Regions from separate parts of the Homo sapiens genome. Here region 1 is linked to region 2. A link is an interaction called in ENCODE POLR2A ChIA-PET data of the cell type or tissue named here. Cell type or tissue: Panc1. All regions are shown on one strand. Each heading gives the region's core, and the rest is flanking DNA. Links, peaks and the distances in the headings are about the cores only.

The links. ChIA-PET counts read pairs that join two places held together with the same protein. Peaks named below come from ENCODE experiments on the same cell type or tissue, not always from the same donor. Only the 100,000 strongest peaks of a DNase experiment are listed, where the experiment ranks them.
Region 1: POLR2A ChIA-PET joins it to region 2 with 18 read pairs; 3 of 35 experiments call an interaction of 5 or more read pairs at or near these places.

Annotation. Positions count from the first base shown.
Region 1 is chrX:153,631,541-153,641,446 of GRCh38, forward strand. No RefSeq gene overlaps it. Among named protein-coding and RNA genes, the nearest start is that of DUSP9, 11 kb to the right of the region's middle. In Panc1, for the core only: no CTCF peak of the experiment used is centred there; a DNase peak (open chromatin) is centred at 4,913.
Region 2 is chrX:153,709,530-153,719,435 of GRCh38, forward strand. BCAP31 (B cell receptor associated protein 31) reads right to left here. Exons shown (of 8, transcript NM_001256447.2): 4 at 6,013-6,160. Among named protein-coding and RNA genes, the nearest start is that of BCAP31, 9.9 kb to the right of the region's middle. In Panc1, for the core only: no CTCF peak of the experiment used is centred there; no DNase peak of the experiment used is centred there.

The sequences.
Region 1 (9,906 bases), core at 826-8,825, 78 kb before region 2:
AAGAAAGGCAATTTTTTCTCTCCCTAAAAAGGAATCAGTTTCTCAGAGGCAGGTTGGTGCATGGGAGAGGGTTGACTTGAACAATATCTGGAGAGCTCAAAGCTTTCAAAAAACATTAAACCCTGAATATATCGGGAAGCTGGAAGATGTTAGAGCACTTACATTTACTTTCCTGGATCCAGACTTCACATCGAAGAGTTTAATTGAACTCTGGGTCTACCTCCAGCTGGCTGAATTAGTCTGAACAAGAACAAGTCATTCAGATGTTCAGAGTCTTCATTTCCTCATCTGTGAAATGCTAAGACCCTCAACTTCACAGGGATCTTTTTGAGTTAAACGATAGAGCACTTAAGAAAGCTTCCCGAAACTCCCGAAGCACTGCATTCATTTGCTAGAGCTGCTGTCAAAAAATGCTGCACACGGGATGTGTGAAAACAGCACACATTTATTCTCTCCCAGCTCTGGAGGCCAGAAGTTCAAGATCAGGGTGTCGGCAGGGCTGTGGTCCCTCTGAAGGCTGGAGGGAAAGGTCCGTCCCAGGCCTCTCCCCTGGCTTCTGTCGGGTTGTGGCTGATCTTTGGTGTTCTCTGGCTTGTGGATCTCTGCCTCCACAGCAAGCTCTATACTAAGGCTGTACTAGAAAGTGTTAGCCTTGTCTCTATTGTATCCTTTGATATATATATACATATATATATAGCTCAACCTTGGCTGCCTCCTTGCCAGTTGGCCTACGTGGCTGAGAGGCGTTCTGCTGTCCCCGTCCTTGTGAAGGTATATGCACAGCTATGTGTGGACATAGTGTGGCTGCTCTGGCTCCGGACAGGGCCAGCTTCCTCACTGCTTCCAGCCCCATCTCACCCAGGGCCTCTGCAGCCCTGGGAGCAGCCAGGCTCTCGGCGCACATCTCTGAGCCTGCCCAGGAGGATTCGGGCAGTCACCCGAGCACCTGGTCCCTCACGGAGGCGCACTCTGCCTGAATCCCTCCTCCCAGATGACGAGCGCTCACACGAGGCTTCGGTTTCCTCAGTAACCAAGGCCTGCAGCTGACTGGTCACAGAATTCCAGGGAGAGGTGTCCCAGGGACCACCATTGTGATGACATGGCAGCTGGCCCTCCTCCTGCCCCTGTCCCCCCTTATTCCTCTAGCGCACGCCTAGCCAGCCCCTGGGGGGTGGCCAGCCCGCCTCAGGCCAGGCCAGCTGAGGGAGACTGGGAGGCCTGTGGCCAGCCTGGCCCTGGCAGCCACACTCTGTGCTCTCTGAGACGGCGCACAGCCACCTGGAGCATCATGAAACCATGAAGGGTGCCCAGGTGCCAGGAGAAGGGAGCAGGGCTAGGCCGGGGCTGGGCTGGGAAGGCCGGAGGGGCCTCCAACAGAGGTCAGGGTGCATTTAGAGAAAGGGAATGGCAGAAACAAGGGACTGACAGCAGCAACAGGGACCCAGCGGGCTCCCTGGAGCAGAAGTGGGGACAGGTGGGCAGGTGAGAGGCAGGGGGAGAAAAGGCTCAGTGCCCTCGGGCTCTGGGGCACGCCAGTGCACGGGAGAAAGGGATTCCACAGCAGGCCCATGGGCCTCACCCAGGAATTCCCAGTCTTTTCAAGACAGGACAAGGCCACAGAAAGAACGAGGCCGCATGGTACACACCAAGATGAGGGTAGGGGGAGGACCTGGGTAGGGGGAGGACCTGGGCAGGGAAGGGACTGCGGGGTGTGCCTCGAGTGCCACCTGCGGGCATGGGCCTCTCTGGGCCCCAATAGCGTAGCCAGGCAGAAAGCCGCCCCAGTTCGCCATGCTCCACTCAGAACTCGGTACCCAGTGCAGTGGCTCGCACCTGCAATCCCAGCGCTTTGGGAGGCCCAGGCAGGAGGATCACTTGAGCCCAGGAGTTCCAGACCAGTCTGGACAACATAGGGAGACCCTGTCTCAACAAAAAAAAAAAAAAAATTGATTAGCCAAGTGGGTGGTGCGTGCCTGTTGTCCCAACTACTTGGAGGGCTGAGGTGGAGGATCGCTTGAGCCTGGGGGTTGAGGCTGCAGTGAACTGTGATTGATCCACTGCCCTCCAGCCTGGGTGACAGAGTGAGACCCTGTCTCAAAAAATAAATAAATAAATAAACAACCCACCAGAAATCTGTGCCCAGGCCCGATGCCAGGCACCCTGGAGCACAGAGGCATCTGCAGTGCCCATGCCCTCACCAGCTGGCCGATGCCACGCGGGAGGGAAGCAGGGCACCTGAGGGGCATGCCCAGCACTGTGGGGCCAACAGGGAGGAGGGGAGGACACTGCAGGCGGGGAACACGGTGCCAGGACACCGAGCCAAGAAGCAACCTGCTGAGGGGGGTAAGGACCATGCCCACTGCAGGCCAAGGGGTGCCTGGAGGGAGTGGGGCATCTTGCAAAGGCTGGAGGGCCCCTCTCAGGCCAGGACATGACACGAATGTGGGGTTCCGCATCTCTCTGTCAGTGCGCCCCACAGCCCATCAGAGGCCGTGTCCAGCTGCTCCTCCAGGCCCCAAGCCTCTCATCGTCATCTGTCATCAGCGGCATCCCCCTCGCACAACCCTGTGCTCATGGACAGATGCCCACTCTCTCCACCGAGAAAGCATTGGGAGAGCACTGCTGGGCTGGGGACAGGACCTCAAGGGGTTGATTTCTGCTCTGCATGCTCACCCCCTCCCCTCCTCCTTTGGGGGACACCCCAACCCTGCCCATCTCCATCTCAGGCACCCCCTCCCACAATTGTGCTATAGCCCGGCTTCCTCCTTCAGTGAAGGGTGGAGGGAGCGCAGGGGGCCAGGCAGTGGCCCAGGAGCCCTGACCCACTCCCCACCCACTGCCCCATCCTACCTACAGACACAGCCGCACAGGGCCACCAGAGCAGGGATCTCAGGCTCTTTAATTCCTTCCCTCCTGGGGTCTACACACATTGCTACGGCCCCATCCCAGAGCCAGGCCGGGTGCAAAGCCCTGGAGACAGATGCCGCTCCTCCAAACGTCCCGTCTGCTCCTCAGCCAAGGACAGCAGTGGTCCGGGGCAAGCAGGACACAGGCATTCTGTGTTGGGTGGTCCTAGCAAAGGAAAGAAAGGACTCTCGTGCCAGCACCAGCATTGAGGGGAGGCTGGAAAGATGAGTGCCCTGCCAGGCAGATGTGGGGCAGCGTGTACAGCAGGAGGGTGCAGGCACATAGGCAAAGATGTGGGTGAATGTACTTTGCACATGTGATGGACATGAAGTGAGGGAACAGAGAGAGGACTGCAGCACGCTAAACAGTGCCCCCCCAAAATATCTGTCCACCTGGAGCCTCAGCATGTGACCTTCTTTAGAATAAGGCAAGGGAACACGCGATATCCTGCTTCGTTCTGGCAACTGCAAGGCGCGAGTTGGGGCTGGAATGTGGGCCTGGAGGAAGTCGGGGAGAGGACTCCGGGGAAGCGAGCAGGAGCCAGATGGCTCAGGGCCGTGGAGCTGGACTTTGTCCTTGAGGCCACGAGGGGCCACTGAAGGGGGCTGAGAGGAGAAGTGGCCAGGCATCTGGGCAAGGACACTTCCTCTGGCCTTGATGTGGAGGATGGGTGCGAGGCTGGGGCCGTCGTCCAAGCGAGAGGGGACAGGGCCTGGGTGAAGAGAAAATCCAGCAATGTGAGGGGTGATTATGGAGAGAGAGGAATCAAGGGCACCCCCGAGTTTGGGGTGTGGAGGGAAGAACTTTGGGACATCCAGGCAGCAATGGAGCTACAGGCATGGAACCCAGGAGACACTGATGTCACAGTCGTCCCCCAGAAGAGGGACATAAGAAAGAGACTTGGGACAAGTGGCCAGAGTGAGGGAAAGAAAACCAGGAGGGGGTGGGCATGAGGAGGGAGGCCTTAGGAGGGGACCCAAGCAAGCAGGGGCAGGTGGAGGAAGAGCCTTGCAGGCCTTGGAGTTTGGCAGGAGGCAGATGAGTCCCGTCTGGAAGCCGCCACTTCTCAAGGAAGGCGATGCCAGCTGGCCTGGGCTCTGGGGAGGCGGGTGGGAGAACACACAGCACCCACCGGCAGCAGCTCAGGAGAAACCAGGCCAAAGGGGGCTCTCAACTTGGAAGCTGTGGGGTGGCACAGAACAATTTTGAGATGCTCAGGCCTTTTAGGGAGGTCAGGATGGGCAGGCTCAAGGCTGGTGGCCAGGGGATGAGGGCCAGAGGATGGAGGACACGGGGATGGGAGGAGCCCTGGGGGATAGGTGGGCTTGGCTGAGGAGAGGACGTTCTGGGCACTACACGTCCCCTTTTCCTGAAGACAGCCTCTGGACACTTCTCTCCCTTGCGGCCTACAGAGCCTACCCAGGCAGACCCGATGTGGCTGTCACTGAGATAAGAGCCCTGGGCTTGTGTCTGGGACACGTGAGTTTGAGAAGCCTGGAGGTCACCCAAGGGAACCCACCTGGGGGCAGCTGGGCCCAGGAGCCTGGGGCAGAGACCTGGTGTCACAGGCCAGTGTATGAGCACTGGAGTGAAGTCAGCCAGGCGGTGGGCTAGGAGGTCCCGACACTCATCCCTCCCCCAAAACAACAATCAATAAGCGACATGCTCAGAGAAACAGGATGGCAGTCTGCTGAGGATCACCAGCTCCTGGTCCTACAGGTCTTCGGGCAACATGAGAAGTGACAAGCGACAGGTAGCACCGACCCAAACTATGAGGACACAAAAGACCCTTCAGAGGCCGAGCAAGGGCCTTCACTGTGGCTCCCTTGGGGCCCTTGAGGTTCTGGCTGAGCTGGGCCGAGAAGAGGGAAGTGAGCATGCACCAGAGACGCCGCCTGCCAGGAGACCCGGCCCAAGAGCTTCCAGGCAGATCTCCCTGCCTTGCCTGTGCTGAGCTCCAAAGAACCACCCACCATCCACCATAGGGCAATTCTGACCACAGCCAGCCAGGGGGCAGTGCTGGGAGCAGGCCAATCCTCAGATGCCAAGGAGCCAGCCTCAGCACCAGCCATCTGTGACACCTCCCTCTGGCTGGGCTCACCACTGCAGCGGGTAGCACAAGAAAGGCAGCAGCCCTGCGGCTTCTGCTTGGACCCTCTAGAGACGGGACGCACACCCCTCCAGGAAGCCAGTCTCAAGCTGGCTGCCCTGCCGACTGGGAAGTCCACCTAGGCTCATGGTCCTGGGGATCCCATCCTCAGCCTCCCCTGCTTTCCCCTTTAGGGCTGAGAAGAACAGGCAGCCATGGTCCTCATGGCTCTGGCCAGCTCTCCAACCACGCATCCTGAGAGCTGAGCCTTACAGGCTGACAGACTGGACCCTGGGTCACCCTCATGGTCCCAGCCCATGTCAGCCACAGCCGTCCTTCTTGGAGCTCAAAAGGCAGTGAAGAACGAGTCTCAGGCCCTGCTCCAGGTGGTGACAGCAGTGGCCAGGACTGATGACTAACTCCCAGAGCCGCCTGTGTGCACCCTCCTTTTCTCTGTATAACACTGACATGGCAGTGGGCATGCAGTGTGCAGTGGTGGAAGGGAGATGGCTGTGGAGATGGTTACCCTGTCGTTGCAGGCAGGGCAGTAAGAAGCCCTGGAAGGGGCTCAGTGACCTGCCACAGCCTCCCACCGGGAAAGGCCAGGCTGCATGCCTGACCCCACACAAGGAGCCTTGGCTGTCCCCTTCCCATCCATGGCATCTCTCAGGCAGAGGCCCACTGGCCCTCTCCGCGTGGATGCGGTTGATCCCTGGGACGTGGCTGCCACCTTTCTCACCTTCCCCCTCCTCTCCACCTTCTCTCTGCCCAGGAGCCGGCCCCGAGGTGTGGGCAGGTCACGTGGCACCGCATCTGCACTGCTCTCCTCTCTGGGGCCCTCGGGACCCAAATCAGCCACCGATGTGGGAAGCAGGTACTGAGGGGTAATAGCCGCTCTCTAAATTTAGACGGGAGAACTCCCCAGAGAGCTGGCAGAAATATCCCGAGCCTTCCTGTGGCGAGGCTCTCAGGCAGGAGAATGAAGAGGGGGCAGCGAGAACCCGGGGATGGGGGGCAGCAGGGCTAAGAGAAGGTGACAGAGGAGAAGGCCCACACCTGGGCTGGGGTGCACATGCTCTGGACCACAGCCTTGAACTCCACCCTGGTGGGGGCGGCCCACATTCAAGGACAGGCCAGCTCTTCTCTGCAATTCCGGTCGCACCCATGGCTCTCCAGCACCCTTCTGCAACCAGGAGGGAGCTGCCTCCTTCCTTGCTCTGGCCGGGTGGGTGGCTTGCCAGGTGACTGAGGCCTGAGCCAGCAGCTCCCCTCCTGCCTGTCCCCCAGCCTATAAGAAAGAGCCACTCAAGGGCAGAGGCAGTTCCCTGCGGAGGGGCGCCCTGGCCATGGGGCCCTGGCTGCTAGTCTGTGGAACTGAGCACATAGCCCGGTCACCGCCCCCACATTCCATACTTCAGCATCCTCATCCAGAAGCAAACAAGAAGTGCAGCAAACAGCATGGCTTGTCCTCACGGTCACGGCACCAGTGGTGGGAGGGAGGAGACCCTCATCTGTCCCTGGAGCTGCTGTCACCATTACCCAAGGGGCCTGCACACAAGGTGGAAGCTTCAGGACAGCTGTGCTTCCAAGGGTGGCCCACGCGGCGCCCCTGTCCTGGAGGCCACAAGTCTCCATCAGCTGGGACTCCTTGCCTGGAAGGTGACTCGTGGCACCCACAGCTGTGATTCTGTCTCCAGCTGTGCCCCTGATCGCTGCAGGGCCTTGGGCAAGTGGCAGCGGTGGGCAGGAGAGGTGCTGGGTGCTCCCAGATGCCAGAGCAGCAAGGGGCTCAGCAGCCTGAGGGTGGGGATGGGTCTGGGTGCAGGAAGCCAATGGGGCCCACCAGGCTGGGCCTTTCGGTGCTGGGAGGAGATGGGGAGTGGTGGAGGGAGGCAGCCAGACAAGCCAACAGGTGCTGTGACCGAGCGCGCAGGGGCAGAGGCCCCCGAGGAGTGAGATGAGAAAAACCCACAGCCTCCAGGAGCCGCTCTCCACCCCCACAGACATCTGAGCCAGGGCAAGCGCTCGCCACAAGCCCCTGCCTGGGCCTGGCCATGGCTGCCTGTCTCGTGTCTTATCTTGTTACCTGTGGTGAGACACCCTGACTGGAGAAGCATGTTCCTGGAAGGGGGACGGGGTGGGGGATGCTGAAATGCGGCCAGAAAGGCAGGTGGGCCTTTCCTCCTGGGCCAGGCGGGGCAAAGGTTGGGGGGATCTGCAGCAGGGGAGCCAGGTGGACTGGGAACATCCTTGGCACCCCCAATCTCCCCAGACCCATCGTTTCACCCTTGGTGGCTCCCCTCTCTCCTGGTTCCCTTAGCCCTGGACGTCCCTGGGCCACGCGGGAAAGTCACCTGCTGCCCTCTCTCCTCCTCTTCCCCTGCATGGGGTCTGGACAGAGGCTCCTTGTCTCCCCTCACTTCCCTTCCCCTGTCTAGCCCAGGGCTGTGGGTGGCTGGCTGTCCCGGTAAAAGGATTATATCATCTGTAATGTATATCCAGACGCACATGCACTGCTGCTCGGGAGGACAAGACAAGGAGAGGGAGCCAGTGCAGCTGGCCAGAGGGGAATTGTATTGAACCTGAACCTGAGCCCTCCCCAAATGGGGGTGCTAATGGCTCACCAGGTCCCGGCCCGCAGAAATCAATCGCTGCACAGGCTGGCGCTCTGTGCTCTACCCCCCTCCCTTCCCTCTCACCTACCTCCTGTCCCTCCCTGGTGCTCACACCCCTGGGCACTCAGCTGCCCGGCTGGCCTGCCTTTGACCTCGTCTGCAAGTGACATTTCAGAGCCATTTTGTTTCAAATGTCTGGGCAGGGCTCCTTTGGGAGCGGCTGCAGACAGGTAGGGTGCTTCTGAAGACATGGTAACTGGTAGCGGGGTACATCTAGAAGATGCCGGCTGAAGCGCTTCAGATATGGGAGGGTGCAGAGGGAGGAGTTGGAGGGTTGGCGCAGGGGGGTGGGGGGATTGTCATGTGAACAGAAGGCTTCAGCTGCAGAAGCCATCTCTGTGGGACCCAATGGTTACCCAGAAATGAAGTCTCGGATGTGTGTGCACCCTGGCTCCGGAGCCCGCAGATGTGATCCAGGTTCCATGCAGGGACACAGGCAGGGAGGACCCAGCACTCGGAGGCAGCAGCAGCAGGCGCCGTGGTGTGCTGAGACAAGCCAACAGCAGGGCAGCGTGGGGACCATGGGCGGGGCCCTGAGGAGGGCGCTTGGCTTATGGCAGGAACGTGCCTGCCCCTGTGCCAGCTGTGAGGCTTTGACGGCCATCACCTTTCCCACGGTCTCTCCCCAAAACCTCATTTGCCTGGAGAGTGGCCCGGAATCGGGCCCTGAACAAACTGTCCCTTAACAGATATGGATGCCTTCAGCCAAAGCCCTCCATGTCAGAGGGTGTGAGTTGGGCCGGCCGCCAGAGGCACTGCTAGGCTAAAGACCTCTCTACCCCCAGCAAAGTGCAGCTCCCGTGCCCCTCCACCTTGCCCGGGGCTGGCGGTTCCTGTGTCTGATTTCAAGGTCTCTGGGGAGCACCTTTGGGATTCGGGAGGGCGTGGGGTCTGACAGGAAACAAGATGGCCACTTCCCAATGGCCATCCCCAAGGAAGGGACAGGAAGGACGGCAGTGGCCTTGGGGTTCCGGGTGGAATGGAGGGCGAGGGCTGGGGCGGCCCCGTCGCCTCACCCTGAGACTCCCGTCAGCAGCAGATGGACCCAGCTGCTTCGGAGTCAGAGACCCAGCTGTGCCCTCGGTTCTGCCAAGCAAACTTGCACTCACTCAAGTCCCCCTTGGGAGTGTTCTGCATTTTCTTCCCCAGCCCTGGGGATGAAGAGGGAACCGCTATTTCCTGAGGCCGAGCAGGCCTGTGCCTCACGAGCTCCCCGGGCATCTCCGGGCAGGCCTGGCCTTTGCATGCTCCTCTTCCGGCAACGGATGGGTCTTGTTGCCTGGAGAGCAGAGACACCAGGAGGGCTGGGAGTGGGAGCTGTGCAGGGGCGAGGGTGGCATTCTTCAATCCAAATGTTTCTCCGCCAGCCTCTCAGCCCTGAGTCACTAAAGCACAGGATGGTGGCGGAGGGGAGGATGTTAACAAACCTTGCTAGAAGCTCCTCCGAGTCAGCTCACCCACCAAGCCTTTGCCGGGGGTCAGCTGGGCACCCAGGCCATGGGCACAGCTGTCGTACGTCCTTCCCAAACAGGAGGTGCCCTCAGTGGAGGGGGAGTGTGAAAGGCAGTCCCCTGTTTGTAGGGCACAGCTTCTATGGAATATTGATTTCTTAGGAAAGGTTCCGTAACTTCAGCACGTCTAGCAGTACGGGCACCAGTGGCAGCTGCATGTGCTCGCCTGCGTGGCATAGCCTTGGGTAGGTGCAAGCTCAAGTCCTGGGCAGCCTGACTCCCCAAGGCTGTAGGGGAGAGCCCCAGTGCAGTCCCATGAGGCCCAGCGTCCAGAGCAGGAAGACAGTTGCAGGGCCAGAGGCCTGCTCCCAGGAGGGGCTGTGCTGCCGCCAAGGCTGAAAAGGTGCAGAGGAGCAGTCGGGGCCCAGAGCAGGGTGGGCAGGCCTGGCTGGCGACAGCAGGACCCTCCCAGCTCACGCACCATGGCTTGAAACTGCAGCACAGCTAGGAGGGTCCTTGGAGATCACATGGTCCCACCTCTCTCCCCAAACGTACATACCAGGAAATGGAGACCCAGATGGGACAGGGACCTGGGCTCCAGAGGCAAAGCTGCTGCCCTCGCCTCTTCCAGGGGTAATGACTCAGGGGAATTCAGCGCTGCGGCAGACACAGCCAAGCGGCCAGCGGAGCTGCTGGCATCCCAGCCCTGCCTGGCCGCACCTTATCCTGCGCTCCCTGGGCGGAGAAGACGGCCCTTGATGCTCACAGCCTCCTGCCGGGTCTC
Region 2 (9,906 bases), core at 1,018-9,017:
AAGAGGGCCTCTCGCTAGCTGTGCCCCCGAAGTGCAAGGTTGGCAGGAAGGGAACAGGAGCGACTGCCGGAGTCTTCCACAAGTGGAAACCAGTGGCTCATCCAGTGTGGTCCCCTGGAGGTGGCCCCGATGGACCCGCCTTCACAAACTGTCATAGCTCCTAAGACCTGAAAAGCTGGGCTTCTTGGCTAAAAAGCCCAACAAGTTCAACCCAGGCACGCACCTAAAGCTGTCGCCGTCAGCCCGGGACAGCCCATTCAGTCACCAAATGTTTCAGCGCCCTTCATATGTGCCAGGCCCTTGGCACTGAGCTGAACAGTCTGAAGGGGAAGAGCCCAGGTTTTCCACGATGGGCAACCCTGCCAAGTGCCACACCTCAGAGCTGCGTGTGCAGGCTGCCCTGGGACCCGAGGACAGCGCTATGGGTCAGCCGGGAACATGGTGTGGGCCCCTCGGAACAGGCTCCACAGGGAAGCCTCGGAGATTCACGAAGAGGAGGTGCCGGCTGGGCCGGCAGCTGGAGGGGGTGTTCCGCACAGAGGTCCCCAAAATGCTCAGAGAATCGAGTTGGGGGAGAGCATGTGTTACGTGAGGCTCTCCCATGAGACCCACATGACTGCTTCATGACAGGGGGAGGCCGAAGCAGAGACTGTGGGGGAGCCGCGTCCTGGAGGATCCATGTGATAGCGAGCCACTGGAAGTGGGGTGCACAGGCCAAAGGGGGGAAGGCAGGTGGCAGGGAGCCCGCTTGGTCTATACGGGATGGTGGTGGCCCCACCACAGCAGTGGTCCCAAGGGTTGTGAGAGAGAGGCTTAGGAGGTGACATCTACAGGCTGTTTCATGGGTGGAGTCCAGCTCTGCAGGCTGAAGACTTCTGGAGGTTGGCTACTTGACACCGTGAAAGCGCCTCACCCTGCTGGGCCACACACTGAGAAATGGCCACGATGGTTGGGCAGTCACATGGGACAAGAAGAAAGGGCAGAGCAGCCCCAGGCTTCTGGGTCAAGTGACAGGACTGAGACAGTAGTGGCAGAGGCAGGACAAAAGCTCAGAAGGCTTTGGCTGGGAAGCTGGGACTCTCCCACTGCTATCCCAGGCAGCAGCAGCAGACTATGGGGGGCCAAGGGTACAGACTTGCTTCTAGGTGTGATGTTTCCTTTCAGGCCAGGCCCCCTTTCCCAATTACAAAGGCTACTCGGGAGCTCTCAGGCTAACCTCCTATGTGTTCTGAGCCCAGTCCCGCTGAAAACTAGTGCCAAGCACCAGGCCTTCTCCAGAATGTGCTCCCCTCCTTGGCCACTAACCTGCTCACATCCTCCTTCTTGATCTTGCTTCCCTCTTCCTTCTGCTCCCCGATCTTCTATCGCTCTGCTGGAGGCTGGAATCCATCCTGCCAGCACATTCCCTTTGCCCTGGCCTCAATGCCTCTGAAGCCAGCAACCCAAGCTCGACTGCCCGGAAGCACCCTATCCTGCTCATCTGCCAGGCCTCCCCTGCTCAACCCTGCTCTCCCTGTCCCCTCCTTTCCTTGCTGCCCCCAGGCCTGGCCAGAAGTCCCACTCTGCAACCAGCCCTCACACCTAGCACGATAGTGTTACTCCATGGGCAGCCAGAGCTCCCTTTCCAGCAGGGGGCTGCGTCCTCGATTCCGCAAGTCCACAGCAGAACCAAGATCATCTCAGACTCCCAGAGACTGGAAAAGCCTGCTGATTCAACTCCACCTGGGCCTCTCAGCTCTGTCCCCTCCACCCCACTTCTACTACCACTGTACCACTGCCCCCGTTCAGGTTCCCAGCAAGTCTCACTGACAACCTCCAACTTGGTCTCCCCACTTCAGGCTCTCCTGCTCCACTCCAACCCATACACCCTTGCAAAATGTTAATCCACACAGGTGACTGCATGCCAGCAGTACTGGAATACCCACTAGGCAGGCTCTCTACCACGCAGAAAAGTTGCATACGAAGTCTGGAACCCTTAACTCCTAACCATCTAACCTGCTCGGGCCATGAGTACCTGCTCGCGCCATGAGTACCTGCTCGCGTTCAAGAACTGAGCCTCTCAGTGGGACATAAAGAACATGGAAAGAAAGAGAGGTGGGTGTGGTGGCTCATGCCTGTATTCCCAGCACTTTGGGAGGCCGAGGTGGGCAGATCACATGAGGCCAGGAGTCAGAGACGACCAGCCTGGCCAACAGGGCAAAACCGTCTCTACTAAAAATACAAAAATTAGCCAGGCGTGGTGGCATGTGCCTGTAGTCCCAGCTACTTGGGAGGCTGAGGCATGAGAACTGCTTGAACCCAGGAGGAGGAGGCTGCAGTAAGCCAAGACTGTGCCACTGCACTCCGGCCTCAGCGACACAGAGAGACTCTGTCTCAAAAAAAAAAAAAAAAGAAAGAAAGAAAGAAAAAGAAAAAGAAAAAAATCAACAGCAACAAAAAAGAAAGAGACAGATAATAGGAGTGGCATGGGTGCTCCAAGAGGATCAGGAGGCCCAAAGAAAGCTGACTAGCTGAGGCCACTGTTTATGACATCAGAAACAGAGCTGCAGGCTCGACATCCACCAATGAGGAATTGGGTAGACACTCAAGAACACTCAAGAACGCTGGAGAGGCCAGGCACAGTGGCTCATGCCTGTAATCCTAGCACTTTGGGAGGATGAGGTGGGAGGATTTCTTGAGCCCAGCAGTTTGAGATCAGCTTGGGCAACAGAGCAAGACTCTGTCTCTACAAAAAATTAAAAAATTAGCAGCACGTGGTGGCACATGCCTATAGTCCCAGCTACTCGGGAGGCTGAGGCAAAAGGGCGGGGCTGCAGTGAGCCATGATCACACCAATGCACTCCAGCCTGGGTGATGGAGCGAGACCTTGTCTCAAAAAAAATAAATAAATAAATAAATAAATAAATAAATATGCTGGAAACAGGTCAGTTGTCCCAGAAAAACATTCATGATAAACTGAGTAGAACACTCAAGTCACCAAGGGGCATTTAAAGCATGTGGTGCTTAAAAGCCCCGTGGTTAACTTTTTTTAAACACGGGAATGTTTTTAAAAAGCATGTGGAGGCTGGGCGTGGTGGCTCAGCTGCCGCACTCTCCCGTGTTCCCATCCAGTAGCCTGATCCAAAAAAGCCATGAGGTTGGTCTTGCGTGACTTCTTAGAAAAGGAAACGGTGATCCCAGAGATCAGTGTGGATTCACCAGTTGCCCATAAGCGATCTAGTTAATCATTTCTGGAATTTTGCCAGAAATATATACTCCTTGCTAGTCTAAGAGTTAAATCTAAGATGGTGGCTGTGACCCTAGAGGACCTTGGCTTTCTGTGTGATGCTCTTGTCCAGCCTTATGGCCACACAGCCCATTTGCAGCTTGCAGGAAACACTGAAAAAACAAAGCAGGCCAGGCGCGGTGGCTCACGCCTGTGATCCCAGCACTTTGGGAGGCTGAGGCAGGCAGATCACCTGAGCTCAGGAGTTTGAGACCAGCCTGGCCAACATGGTGAAACCCCGTCTCTACTAAAAATACAAAAAATTAGCAGGGCATGGTGGCGGGCGCCTGTAGTCCCAGCTACTTGGGAGGCTGAGACAGGAGAATGGCGTGAACCCGGGAGACAGAGCTTGCAGTGAGCCGAGATCGAGCCACTGCACTCCTGCCTGGGCGACAGAGTGAGACTCTGTCTCAAAAAAAAAGAGTGAGCCCCCTAAGGCTTCTATGTGTATGTGTGGATAGAGCCAATCCACATGGCAGCCACTCATGTGGGTTAGGACCACACCTAACTACACTGTTCTGCCAGCACCTTCCCCACACTTCGGCATCTGGTCGTTAAGAACAGACTCAGACTGGCAAGCATCATGCTAAAAATCCATCTACACTCCATCTATAGAAGGCTGACAGAACTTCTCCAGGAATTCACAGCAGTCACCAATGATCCCGCTCTTCTTTTCCAAAAGCATACAAGCTATTCTTTCTAGAGCATGGCTGGAGATCAAAGTCAACCCTCCCCAGGTCAATTCCTCATCTACCTTCTCCTCCCTTTGGAAATTGGGATGTTTGCCAGGCTGCAGTCTGCCAGTATCTCTCCCACTCTGCAAATCCTCAAGCATCGGTGGCAATGCCTTCTGCAGATGATCTCAACAGCTTCTGGACATAATCTCATCAAGTACATCCTTTAGGGATGCCACTCTTGCCCACCTGTAATTTCCATTTTCTCATCCTAGTGTTTCCTTTGCCCTTGACCACCTACCCTCCATCTCCTTCCTTACACAGACATATAAAAGGGACTGCCTTCTCCTCACTTCTCCATGTCTTTCATGATTCAGAGCTCCCGGCAGGTTTTCACCTTCCCGATACTATTCTTTTTTTTTTTTTTTTTTTTTTTTGAGATGTCACCCAGGCTGGAGTGCAGTGGTGTGATCTCGGCTCACTGCAACCTCTGCCTCCCGGGTTCAAGCAATTCTCCTGCCTCAGCCTCCCGAGTAGCTGGCACTACAGGCACCTACCACCAAGCCCAGCTAATTTTTTTGTATTGTTAGTAGAGACTGGGTGTCACCATGTTGGCCAGGCTGGTCTCGAACTCCTGACCTCAGGTGATCCACCTGCCTCGGCCTCCCAAAGTGCTGGGATTACAGGCCTAAGTCACCGCACCCAGCCCACCCCTCCCCCATACCATTCTTAAAGCTCTAGATGCTTTTCTGGTAGATGGCCTAGTTTCCTCTCTTTCCCTCTCAATGTGGTCTTTTTTCCTCATTTTGCTGACTGTCACACTCAGAATTCTGGGTTTGAGACTCAGTCTTTCAGATCTGCTTCCCTTTCAGCCTCAGACCACAAGATAATACTTGTTTGGAACTTCCTGAAAAATTTAGGGTATGTGTCTGACTCCTCCCAGCCTTCCTGACTTTCCTAAGTTTGAAGACAGCAAGCTTGTAGATCAAATCTGTGATCAAACCCATTATCTTGAAAAAAATGTGTTTGCCTTTTCTAGCTCCACCCCTCTTTCCAACTTGGTCGCAGAGAGTACCAGATCATCTAAACAACAGATTTTAAGACAAGTAGTCATCGTAGCGCCTAGTAAAGCAGGACACACCAGGTGACTAGAGAGCAAGAATCTCCTAGGCATGGAGATTCTTGAGTCTCGGGGCACAAAACCAAGTGGGGAATAACTGTCCATGAGCCTGAGAATCACTTGGTGCTATGGTCTGAGTGCCCTTCAAACTTCATGTGTTGGAATTTAATCCTCACTGCCGTAGCATTAAGAGGTGGGGTCTTTTGAGAAGTGATTAAGTGATGAGAGCTCCACCCTCAAAGCAAGCGCCTTTCCAATGCCTTCATACATGGTCTGAGCTCCCATCCACCTCCCAGCCAGGCCCTGCTGATCAGAACGGCTATGTGAAGCAGGAGGCAGCAAACAGGGCCCCAGGCTCAAATAGGCACTTCGTAGTGGTCTAGTTTTGCCCGACTAGTTACCCTTAGCCTTGATTAAGGTACTTAGTTTTACCAAAAAAATCATCAGAAATACTCTGGCTGCCATGGAATGTAACATGTCCTCATTACGAGTTTCACGTGGGGAAGGCCCTGAGGTGAGGAGAGGCCCAGCCTCTTCGTGCCACTTTTACCTGCTGTCCCTAGGTCAACACCCCGGACACAAAGAGTCCCCCATTCAGTCGCTCCCTTGTGAGCTGGACTCTGAAGGTCCTCTCCCAGAGGAGGGCAAGGCCTTACCGTTACATCTCACTCTCCATGCAAACAGACCGTGAGATAGTCATCTGTTTGCCTGAGAGTATGTGGTGTGTGAGGGTCTTCTGATATTTCAGGCAGCCCTCTCCTACTCTCCACGCTGCCTCTGGAGGTCAGGAGAAAACTATGTGGCTTCCCTAACACAGACAGGGCTTTGGGATCCAGGCCACAGACTGAGGAGGAATCAAAGTCACAGGGGGGAGACTGAGCCCACTGAGCTCGGTGTCCATGGCTAGCCCATGGCTCCTTTCACAGCACCTGCCCCCTCAACCCCCCACTCACAAGGACAGCAGCAAGGAAAAGCCAGCAATGTAGAGATTCCTCTGGGCACGGAAAAGCTTCATGTGGAAGTGCTCCATGGCCCCGGGATTGTTCTGGAGGTTCACCTTTTCCGTCACATCATCATACTTCCGAATTTCGCGCACGGCATCTGTGGTGGAGCAGAGAGGAGACACGGGCATTTAGCGGACACTAGGGCAAGATAAGGCCATACCAGGCAGACAGGCGGCATGAGACAGGTCAGACTCACTTCCCTCAAATCCGCCTCCCCAGTTCTTCCCACTTCTATGCACATACACCCCTCATGGGATGCTGTTATCAGAAGCTCCCACCCTCAGGCCAGGTGCAGTGGCTCACGCCTATAATCTCAGCACTTTGGGAGGCAGAGGCGGGCAGATCACCTGAGGTCAGGAGTTCGAGACAAGCCTGGCCAACATGGCAAAACCCCATCTCTACTAAAAATACAAAAAAAAAAAATTTAGCCCGGCGTGGTGGTGGGCGCCTGTAATCCCAGCTACTCGGGAGGCTGAGGCAAAAGAATCATTTGAACCCGGGAGGCGGAGGTTGCAGTGAGCCGAAATTGAGCCACTGCACTCCAGACCGGGGGACAAGAGCGAAACTCCATCTCAAAAAAAAAAAAAAGGAAGCTCCCACCCTCAGACCCACTCCTTCCTCCAGCTTTTCAATCCCTGGCCCCATTCTACACAGGCCCCAGGCTTGCTCTGCAGTTCACGATGCTAACCAAGCCTAAAGAGTTTCTGGAAATGGGGGTGGCTTCCTTTTCCCATGGTACCCTCACCGCGTCTTGTTCTGTTCATCTCAAGTTGGCCCATAGCCCCCCAACCCCCACAATGATAAGTTGAACCTGGAGATGGAAATGCCTGCTCCGGGGACCTAAGGTGCTTAAGAGTCAAGACCCAGGCCAGATGTGGTGGCTCACGCCTGTAATCCCAACACTTTGGGAGGCCAAGGCAGGAAGACTGCTTGAGGCCAACGAGTTCAAGACCAGCCTGGGCAACACAGGGAGACTCTCTCTCAACAAAAAAAAAAAAAAAAAAAAAAAAAATTTTAAATAGCTGGGCATGGTGCTGCACACCTGTAGTCCCAGCTACTCGGGAGGCTGAGACAGGAAGATCGCTTGAGCCCAAGAGGTCAAGGCTGCTGTGAGTTACGATCACACCACTGCATTCCAGCCTGGGCGACAGAGCGAGACTCTGTCTCGAAAAAGCCAAAACAAAACAAGCAAACAAACAAAAAAATAGGAGTCAAGACCTGCAGGATACCAGCTAGGAGTCAAGGGTTTCATTTCAAAGCTTTACAATGGGTTTTATTATCTATAATGTTTTATTCTGATTACGAAAGGAATTCACACTCATCGAAAGTTCAAACACACCCAAAATGTAGAAACGGAAAGGATCCCATAACATAATCACATCTAGCAGTATATACAATAAAAATGTGGTCACATCTAAAGTCATTTTTAGTCACATTACACTGTTACCTGCTTCGTAATAGACATCCATCTCTGAAATTCTCTTTAAACACATTTTTTGGGTCCATCTCTCCCAAAGTAGACTACAAACTTCATAAGAGCAGAAATCTTTTATACTATATTCCCAGGGCCTGGGATAGCTCTGGGTGCAGAGTGGGCACTGAAATAATTGCTGAGTCAGTGAGCAGCCTCTGCTCCTGAAAGAGCCGCTGTTAGACATATAGAGCTCCAGTTAAAAATATATTTATATTTGTCTCTAATGTAGAAATTGAGCCACGCCAAACCTACTGCTTTTCCCCATGCATCCTGAGACATCGTTTTAAGTCAATACACTAAGATGTACCCAAAGAATGCTCTTAATAGACTCCCATATGAGAGGAGCAAGGTATCACTGTATGGGTATCGAGGTTCTTTTTGTATGGTGGGTTACAGGGTCTCACTCTGTCACCCAGGCTTGAGTGCAGTGGCACGATCCCAGCTCACTGCAACCTCCACCTCTCAGCCTCCCCAGTAACTGGGACCACAAGTGTGTGCTACCACACTCAGTTAATTTTTTCTTTTTCTATTTTTGGTAGAGACGGGGTTTCGCCATGTTGCCCAGGCTAGTTTCAAACTCCTGAGCGCAAGCAACTGCCTCAGCCTCACAAAGTGTGGGGATTACAGGCGTGAGTCAGGGCACTGGCCTCATGGGGTTCTTAATTTCCGGTTTTAGGCTGCTTAGTTTTTATGTTGATCTTGCATTATAAAAATCTGCCCATCCCTCAGCACCACGAAGCGAGTACTCTCAAACGCTGTTAGCAGGGGTAAAAACAGCACACCTGTATAAAATGCAAAATGTTCATACCCTCGGGTTCAACAATTCACCTCTGAAATTATCCCACAGAAGTATTTGCATAAATTTGCAATGATTCGAAGATGCTTATAAAGAATGGATTACGGCACAACCACATGAGAGAATACTACATGATCTTTAAGAAGAATGAGATTGCTATAAAAAGATGTTGGCCGGACACAGTGGCTCATGCCTGTAATTTCAGCACTTTGGGAGGCCGAGGTGGGCGGATCACTTGAGGCCAGGAGTTCAAGACCAGCCTGGCCAACACGGTGAAACCTCGTCTCTACTAAAAATACAAAAAATTAGCCGGGCATGGTGGCGGGCGCCTGTAACCTGCAGCTACTCGGAAGCTGAGGCAGGGGAAATCGCTTGAACCTGGGAGGCGGAGGTTGCAGTGAGCCAAGATGGCGCCACTGCACTGCAGTCTGGGCAACAAAGTGAGATTCCATCTCAAAAAAAAAAAAAAAAAAAAAAGATGTCTAACGTGCAGCAGGTAGAAAAAGCACAATCCAAAGTATTGGCTAGGCTCTGCTATGGACAGCAGTCTTATCTCAGAGCTGTGCTACCAGCTCAGGCGTGGAATGCTCCTCCTGCCATGTCCCAGCAGGAATGTGGAAAGAAACATAAATACTTTGTGTGTATGATCCCACCGTTGTAGACATTTTATTAAAGATGTCAGCATACAAAACCCCTCTGGAAATGCACAACAAAATACTCATGATGGTTACCTGTGGGAAATGGGATTATGGGGAGTTTAACTTTCTAAATTCAACTTTTGAATTTTTAAGAATAATTACCCATTATTTTTGTAATCAGAAAAACAAGATAAACATGTTTCCTTACACTGTCACCTGCATCCAGGAACCCCACCATCCTAAGGACCACCTTGGCCAATGACCAATAGTGGGGATGGGGGACTGAGCAATACTAACCCAAGTCCCACAGTAGAAACCAGCCCTCCCTGTCTCGGGCCTCAGCCCAGGTGGGAAGATCCTGCACCCTCAGCAACTCCATCCTCCAGGAGGATCTGCTCAACCCTCCCCACCCCCAAGCAAGGCCACAGCTCTAGCTAGTTATGCCCCTTACCCTTCACTAGTACCTGTGACTAACACTTCTGTTTGAAGAAGGCTCTGCAGATCTTTCTAGATTATGCTTCTTAACATGGGAGTAGGAAGCAGCCAGTCATCATGGCCATATGTCCCCCTAGAACTTCCAAGCAGTTCCCCGATCCCAAAAAAGAATGAAGGCTTTGTCAACTACTGGATTCCGCAAAGGATCTCTCCAGCCCACTCAGCTGCTCTAGGAAAGAAACATACTCCTTCTGGTTTGGGGAAGGGGCAAGACCCTGAGGGAATCATCCTCAGCATGGTCCCTCCCCTCCCCAGTTATTACCCCCACCCCAGACCCAAAAGCCAAAACACACATGCTCAGTTCAAAAACTCAGTGGCCTGGGGATGACACATATATTACCTACCTACTCCTGGCTTGGAGGCTGCTCAGGGCGAGAACCCTGGTTAGAAAGAGCTACTACCTCTTGGGGCCTTGCCAAGTATTTCAAGAACACTGAGGT